Linked DNA regions of Homo sapiens: region 1 is linked to region 2. Evidence: chromatin contacts called from ENCODE Hi-C or POLR2A ChIA-PET data. All regions are on one chromosome and are shown on one strand. Each heading gives the region's core, a stretch centred on a gene start or an enhancer-like site at or near the end of the contact. The rest is flanking DNA. Distances are from core to core; before and after follow the strand shown. Region 1 overlaps FOXP1 (forkhead box P1). Region 2 overlaps FOXP1 (forkhead box P1).

Region 1 (4,186 bases), core at 1,210-3,709, 39 kb before region 2:
AGGGCTGACTAGAGATGGCGAATGTGTTGGTTTGTTCGTCTGTCTCTGCTCTGTCATTGCATCGTCTCTACCACTAGGTTGTCCCTTGCTGGTAGATCTGGTGAAAAGACATAAGCGTCACGCAACATTCATTGTTATGTGTTATTTGCTTACAACTGTTTTCCCTTATTTGCCCAGCCTTCCTCTTTTGATGTCTCTCATAATCAAATTGCTACCTTTTGACTTACTAGGAAGAGACAAAAACAAGGGAAATGCATCCTTCTCACCGAAGACTTGGTGAAGGGCTACTTTTTTGGCTGGGAGTTCCTTTCTTTTTAAAATAAAACTCGAGAATATGGACTTTCCGTGACCGGTTTTGGGGTGGGGCGGTGGTGGCGCAGCTTCCAGAAGGTATGTGCAGCTGGCAGGTACCTTGGGCCAGGAGAGCCAGCCGACAGGGTTCCTTTCTGGTCTGCCATGTGCTGCAGCCTGTCAGGGGGCCAGCCCACGGTGTTGTGCTTAAACTTCCAGTCTCTGGAATTTTGACTTTGAAAAGTAATTTTAACAATTTAATAAACTACATAATATGTTTTATAAGCTGGAGCGAATGATCTTAAGTATTTTGGTCTCTTTCATAACACAATGAACCTAATATTGGTAAAAATACAGATCTTCACTCACACCATAAAGAGAGGCTAGATTTAATAAGCAGTTATGAGTGCTGGCAGCTGCCTATCAGATTGTATCACTCGGGCTCCCGCATGCGAAGACAGTGTCAACTTACATTTTATCTGTGAAGTATTTTCGATGCGTTTATTTTGCCTTTCTCTCCAGTTCCTAACCCAATACAAGTAATGTAATTGGCTAAATATTTTCCACATAGCTAACTGGCTAGGGGCCAAGGTGGAAACCATTGTCTGGCTTGATGAAGATCAGAAATTAACATGACATTTACGTGGAGGTAATGGAATATATTAGTAATGTAGTAATTCAGGATGGTGAGAGACAGTGTCCATCCCTTCCTGCCCATAAGCAGCAGGAGGTGTTCAGCAGCTGATGAAAGAACCTCCACACCCCCACCCCAGTTCCCTAGTACCACACAGCAGTAGCCAGCCCATCCCTGTGTCAAATTTACTTTTAAGTTCTTCAGACAGAACTGTAAGACAAACTAATGAATTATTCCATTTGTCAATTAAAAAATAAACCCCCCAACTCCTATTTTAAGATTAAATTCCAATTAGAAGATTGCATTTAATTCAGAAGCTGTAACATTGTTTTAATGAATTCTATTGGAGGTGACAGTTTATGTGAGATAAATTTATATAGTGTAGATAGATATAAATTCATTGGATAATGTTAAACATGTTACTTCATATATATTAGCTGTGAAATTTATTTCTTCTCTGGTTAGGTCCCTAAGGAGGTAGAGTCAAAGGGAAAAACATATCTTCAAAGAAAGAACCCTTTCTGTCCTTTCAGATATTTGCTCTAAAACAGCCTTTTCTCACTTTTATTAAAAAAAAATCTGTTAAATTTCTGCATTAACTGAATTTATGATTCTTGGTGTATGCTATTTATAAAATTGAATATAGGTTTTATGATATAGGAAATTAGTCTAGGAATGAGAATATGATCCAACTTTGTAATAAAGGTAATCTGCATTTATATTGCATGTATTTTCCATTCCTCTCTAAGCCCCTTACGGGATTATACACACATTTTTCTGGACATACAAATTCACCATAAACTTTTAATGTATTGGGCAGACTTTCGTTCACATGATACCTACACAAAACATCAAACCTTTTGGCTAAATTAGAGGTGGCAAACATTCTTGACACACTTTCGATTTTATAGTTCCCCTTTTCTGTGCCCATCCTGTGCCTTGGCAGACATCATTGAATTGGTCATATTCTTTCCTTTACTGAGTGTAGATGTGGCCTCAGAATTATTCCACCTAAATTCTTGTAGGCAGGCTTACAGAGTCACCATTTACATTTACAATGCAGTGTATAAGGTATAAGGCCGGGGCTTTTGAGCGATCTTTGCAGTTTGCCTTTGTATACCCAGTACTTACCCTAATATCTGGCAGACAGTTTTTAAACAGTCCATATTTCACATATTAATGAAAGAATCTGGGCTGGGTGCTGTGGCTCATGCCCGTAATCCCAACACTGGGAAGCCAAGGTGGGAGGATTGCTTGAGGCCGGGAGTTTGAGACCAGCCTGGGCAATATGTGTGCACCACATTGACTTGTTAGGTAGTTTATTTTCTACCCTTCAACTGGTTTTTGTGTTATGTCTGTGAAATATTATAGTTTTGTAGTGTTTTTTTTTTCAATTTGCGTAACTTTGGAAAAGACGAGAATGAGTCTATGTCGCTCTCTTTTTACCTGTGTATCAACTGAGGCTCTAACATAGCAAGGAAGTGGTGATGTGAGAGCCAAACCCAGACTTTCACTCTCTGGGTGCAGTTGCTTTCTCATAGGGAGAGGCACATACATGCCGGGTGCTGACCGGTGCAGGGCAAGTTTCTTACATTTTCCTTTTGCATATTAATCTTACTTCTTATCAATACACCAAAGCAAGCTGTACCAGGGAGGAAGGCATTTAGCTATTATATTTCAAATGATATCTTCCGTGATGTAAAATTCTAGGAACTTAAACTCCATTGCATGTTGTTTTTGAAAATATTCTGTTTTCTGTTAAGTTGGTTCAAGTAATGCACAGAAGCAAAGAGAAGGAAATTTCCATTCAGTTTATATGCAGGCTGCTGAGCTGCCTGTTGAGAATTGCCGTCATTTTATTCTGTCTTCAAGAAAAGTAAGCAATTAGTACATATAAGCTATCATTTAGCTAATGTACATTTTAATTTTATTTCAATATGTTGCATATTATTATTTCTTTTGGTCATGAAAAGCAGAGTGCGGAAGAGTGACTGTGGTGAACACGTGAATTGTTACCCTCTTGGCCCGTAATAATAGGATGATACGGTTGACTTTGATTAAGGGTGACAAAATCAGCAGGCCCCCGAAACAGCAGGCCTGTTCTGATGGTGGCTTTTGGATTTTTCCCTACAGATATTCTATGTAGCACCATCCAATGGATTGGAATAGGCTCATGAGATAAAATCTTTTTATTCCTTCTGTATTCGATCAGATTTTAGTAATATTTATAACAAATAATTAGAGAGCTATTCATCAGGCACTTACTTTTCCTATGTTGGTTCAAGTATCACCTTGCTTATCTTATTGAACCTTAACAACATCTCTGTGTTCTAGGTATTATTCTGGTTTTAATGTTGAGAAGAGAGAAGGTTAGTGCATAAGTCACCTGCTCAGAATTGCATAGCAAGAGTGAGAAGTGGGTTTTATTCCAAGTTGGGCCAATTTCAAAACCTTTGTCTTAACCATGAGGACATGCTACTTCCTCATCTTTGAATAGATTCCGTGGTTCTTTAAGGTCTTTTTGATTTAGGCAGAGAAGATTTTGTAGTTTATACTTGTCTTTGTGAAAGAGGTGGAATCTGACTTATTTAAAACAGCAGCTTCATCTGCAAGATTTTTATAGAGGCAGCAATGTAAAAGGGAATGGCTTCCTCCAAAAATTTTCTCCAAAATATTCCTCACCTCCTGGCTTTTTCCTCAGTTGAAAAAAATCTCCCCAGAGTCATGCCACTGGATTCAACACTGCATTATTTCTGTGGTTCTTTTTTTTTTTTTTTTGATGGAGTCTCTTTGTTGTCTAAGCTGGAGTGGAGTGGTATGTGGTATGATCTTGGCTCACTGCAACCTCTGCCTCCCAGGTTCAAGCGATTCTCCTGCCTCAGCCTCCCTAGTAGCTGGGATTAAAGGTACACGCCATCACACCTGGCTAATTTTTGTATTTTTAGTAGAGATGGGGTTTCACCATGTTGGCCAGGCTGGTCTTGAACTCCTGACCTCAGGTGATCTGCCCGCCTTGGCCTCCCAAAGTGCTGGGATTACAGGCGTGAGCCATCGCTTCCAGCCTCAGTTATTATTCAGGGAACTTTTTTCTCCCTGTTTTAAAAAGTTGCATATTGAATTATCTAAGAGTGAAATGACATGTCAGTTGCAAGTTCCTTTATGAATCTTCAGAAAATAAGAAAAAATGTTGGGGCAGAAGCTTGATAAATCTAGAATCTAGGTGATGGATATAAGGGGGTTTACTATTTTCTCTACTTTTAA
Region 2 (4,303 bases), core at 222-2,721:
AAATGCATGAAAATTACATTTCACTTCTTTTAACACCGGATTAAGGGGAGCCACAGAGGGTGTTTAGGGTGGAAAATTTAAGGAGGCATTTGCTGTCAATGCTGATCTTGAACTTGGACGATCCTGAGAGCTAGTGCCTCCCTAAATTTTGCACCCTAGGCACCTTGCTTGCCTCCTATAATTTGGGCCCTGCTCTATTTTTGCAATTAAGAAAAACCTTGACCCAAGTAAAACACATCAATTTTTTGCTCTTTCTATATTTCTACCCTGTTTTTATTACCAAAATTTAATAATGACAATGAATATGATCATATAATATTGTTTGATTACTGTTTCTATGTAGTTTCCCCGAATTGGCAGGCATTCTGTTTCTGAACCAAAAACCAGTTTGGGGTTAGGTCTGGTCATAACACGCATTTTGTTCTTTGATTTCATTGGAGCTAGGGTTTGACATTAGCTAATAAACTTTGCATGCCCACGCCTTACTAAGTTGTACAGTTGCAAGTGTCCTCCATGAAAAAGACGTGTGCCGGCATTCCCAGGTCAAAGTTTGCTAAGCAGGTTTCTAAGGATTCTTACTTGCCAGTGATTTGGTTCTGAAATTGTGGCAATGGTAATTTGGTATTCAAAACAGAGAAGTTTGGAATAGGCATCTTAGCTGGGGACAGTAAAGCAGCCGACAGGAATTATCTTTGTTGTAGACACTACCACCATTACCTACTAGTTAAGGTATTTTGCAAAGTGTTCTTGAATGCGTCCCATTTTATTCTTAAGGAAAACTCCTTTTTGCGGGTACCATTATTACCTACTAGTTTACATATGAGGACATTGCTGCTTGGAGAAATTAAATCATTTACCCAAGTTCACAGGTCAATAACAACAGACCCTAACCCATGAGCCAGTGCTCTTAATACCAGTGATCTTAACCACTGTGTAGTCTTTGCTATGTTCCATTAATTGTCCAGGGATATTATTATAGGTACAGTTTGTCTTTTGGGAGAGGTACCAGAATTTCTTTCTTAAGTATTGCTTAAACCTTACCAGTCAACAGCCTTTCTTTGCAGAATGAGGAAAGCATTTAGTGCCCATACTGTTTTCGCAGACTTAATGGAGCAGGATTTTGTACATTTCTTTGTGGAAGCTGTTCAGAGAGGTGTGTGTAAGGGGAAAGGAAGCAGTGGGAATCCTTCACCCTGGTCAGGGGATAAAGATCTCCTGATAGACTAGGAGGTGTCTGTCAGTCACTAAGATTGAAATCTTAGAAGGAGTCTATTTCTGTGCTGGGGTTCCGTCCCCAAGGCTGGCAACATTCACATTCCTCGGCAGGGAAGCGTTGTTTAGAGGCATCAACCCGTGAAGGGTTCCATGAGGCCTGGCACTATCTGATGTGTGGTGTGTATGAATGAAGCCTCTTTCCTCAAAGCTGAAATCAGTTTGAGAAAACTGGAAGAATGAGTCATTTGAGGTTCTTCTCTCTGAACGTGTCTACACTTGTCTCTGGCTGATTCTATACTTGCATAGTTGTAAGTATACTGTATAGATTCTATACTTGCAAATGTTGAAATTTCACTATGATCTTGAGTAGGGTGAAAGAGAAAGACATGATATCCAAACCCCTCTCCCCCTGCCCCATTCTGGTGAGTATTCAAGTTTAATAAAAATATATGAAAAAGGCCAGATTCTTTTAGAAGGGCTTTGCTTCTATCTGTTGCAACCTGTGTCTGAACAGGTAGGGCACGCTGGACGTGGATGAGCTTCCTTTAAAGAACCATGCTGCTAGCGTGAACCTCATCCACACGCTCCCTTAGTGGGTCCTCTCAGTTTCTGTCTGGTAACTGGACATAGGCCTCGATGGTTTCATCTGTCCAGAAGGGAAAAGTACAATGGAATGGGAGCAGGTTGGTATGCAGACCTGTGGAACTAGGCCACTGACCTACTTCCTTCCAGCTGGAGTGATGCCCTTTCAGATCTGACTCCAGCCATGTGGCACCTGGTTGCCAATCACTGCCCAGATTGGCAGGTTCCTCCCTGACTCAGGCCATTCATCTAAGTGGATGTGACTGTTTGTAAGCTCGTTGGGGTGCCTCATAAACTAGCTTGAGAATGTGTAAGGCAGAGGGGCCTGGAAACATAGTGGCTAAATTTAAACAGTCATTCTTGCTGTATGTGTAGACATAGGTGTAGACAGAGGTATTCAGGCCACAACTACATGCTAACTTGTATGGTATTCTAAATAAGGTATTTGGATGATCACTGGCATTTATTTACTGAGGTTTCCTATGCAGAGCCCAGATTCCTGACTTCTTGTAACAAACCAAAAGATGTAGTAACACCAGCCCCTCTCCCATGCTGGGGTCAAGTGCCCATTTAGATGGGGCTTGTCAAAGCTGTCTGTTAGGGATGCATTCCCACCCACTCCCTAGTGTTTGAGTCCCTGCCTGCTTCATCCATTGAATCCATTGAAGCAACTGCCTGGCCCCTATGGGCATTTGAGTTTGCAACCCTGATGGAAAGCGTGTCCTGAAATAGATGTACTGGTATACACAAGTATGTAGACATAATCTGTATTGACACTTACTCCTGCTGAGGAATGTGCAGCCAGATTTCTGGAAAGTGCCAGTTTTTAAAATCCCTTCAATGATTTAAACCTGCTGGAAGCTGTGCATCCCATCTAAACAATGGGATCCATAGAGAAACATACTCATTGGAGAATTACGAGGCATATAATTTTGTCTTTAAATTCTTATGAGTGAATTGTAAGAACATGACTTCATAGGAACCTCTGAGACATTACAGTGTTTTAATAACACTTTGCTGCTACATGCAGTGGTTCATTTTTACTTTTATTAATTTTTTTTTTCAGTGTGTGGCAGCAGGTGCCCTGGGCACCTCAGCCCTATCTCTAGCTTCATCCTCCTCTGCCTCTGGGAAGCCGCCTGGCTCCCTCCCTCCTTAGGGCAGAGGCTCCAGGGGGCATGTCTTGTCTGCGAAGAGTTTACGAGGTTTCACCCACTCCTTCATTCTTGAACATGCTTTTTCTCTGCTTATTACCCTCCCTGTTTCCTCCTGGGCTGCCAACAACATATTATATTACCTCCATCTGCAACCAGAGCTGCTACCACCACTGTGCCCGAGCCTGAATTTTCATAGTTATATTAAAAAAAATCAAGGGTGCCCACAAGTGACAGCAGCTTTTATGGAAGCCAGTCTTAGCAAGATGGCAGAGCACCCATTTCTCCATGAGGCCCAGGCTTCTCAGAGAAGGGCAAGAACTGTCTTCTGCTTTGGCCATCGTGATGACACATTGAATGCCTGAATTCATTCACTCACTCACTCACTCACTCACTCACTCACTCACTCACTCACTCACCTATGAGTTGTTTTCAATAGATACTTGTATGTGTTAAAAGACACACATAGGCCGGGCACGGTGGCTCACACCTGTAATTCCCAGCACTTTGGGAGGCCAAGGTGGGCGGATCACCTGACGGCAGGAGTTTGAGACCAGACTGGCCAATATGGTGAAACCCCATCTCTACTAAAAATACAAAATTAGCTGGGGTTGGGTCACGTGCCTGTAATCCGCAGCTACTTGGGAGGCCGAGGCAGGAGAATCACTTGAACCCAGGAGGCGGGGGTTGCAGTGAGCTGAGATTGCGCCACTGCACTCCAGCCTGGGCAACAAGAGTGAAACTCCATCTCAAAAAAAAAAAAAAAGGTATAAATATCTATTGATAGATATTTATATCTATTATTAATATGCCAGGCATTGTTAATTTCAATACTGTGTAAAAACAGACTTGGGGCATACATAACACAGAAACAAATGGGAAATTTGAATTATAGGGAATTCAACAAAGAAAGGCCCTTTATATAGGGCAAATTGACTTGGTTGAAAGCCATGGAGTTCATACTACCTTAGAATCTTAGAACTTCTTGAGAAGCTCTGGACAGAGCTCATTTTTATTTTCCAGAACCTTTGGGAGGCAGTATATTCCATGGTTAAAATGTGGACTTCAGCATCAGCCCCATTCCGGTTCAGGCAAAACACTGCTGAGCTGCCATTTACATTGCTGGAGATGTGTGTGGCACTCGTTTCAGTTGTGCAGTACACCTCCTTCCCAGCTGTTCACAGCAGCCCTGATTTAGGCAAAACTGAGTTTGAATTCCTGCTTTTGCCACTTACGGTTTGTGAAGCAGCCTGTGTTTCTGTAGCCCTCCCACACTTGGCCTCCTCATTGGTAAAATGGGGGTTATGGCTCTTCCCTCACAGGTACCATGGAGAACACTAAGGACTAAAGGT

What was found. A loop is a pair of places that touch in the nucleus more often than their neighbours do. ChIA-PET counts read pairs that join two places held with the same protein, here RNA polymerase II (POLR2A). Pooled maps may share reads with other maps.
Region 1: a map of naive thymus-derived CD4-positive, alpha-beta T cell shows a loop between it and region 2 (5-fold over the local background). The contact joins two enhancer-like sites. A Hi-C loop is called at or near these places in 13 of 168 maps with a recorded cell type or tissue (B cell, CD14-positive monocyte, CD4-positive, alpha-beta T cell and 7 more) and 14 of 50 pooled maps. POLR2A ChIA-PET finds 5 or more read pairs at or near these places in 22 of 52 experiments (A549, B cell, CD4-positive, alpha-beta T cell and 15 more).

The regions. Positions count from the first base shown.
Region 1 is chr3:71,485,289-71,489,474 of GRCh38, reverse strand. All of the region lies in intron 3 of FOXP1 (forkhead box P1), which reads left to right. Among named protein-coding and RNA genes, the nearest start is that of MIR1284, 55 kb to the left of the region's middle. Within about 2 kb of position 2,459, at least 5 of the 41 ENCODE cell types and tissues checked have a DNase peak (open chromatin) inside an H3K27ac peak, as active enhancers do; they include CD14-positive monocyte, where a contact is called at or near this core.
Region 2 is chr3:71,445,104-71,449,406 of GRCh38, reverse strand. All of the region lies in intron 3 of FOXP1 (forkhead box P1), which reads left to right. Among named protein-coding and RNA genes, the nearest start is that of MIR1284, 95 kb to the left of the region's middle. Within about 2 kb of position 1,471, at least 2 of the 41 ENCODE cell types and tissues checked have a DNase peak (open chromatin) inside an H3K27ac peak, as active enhancers do; they include CD14-positive monocyte, where a contact is called at or near this core.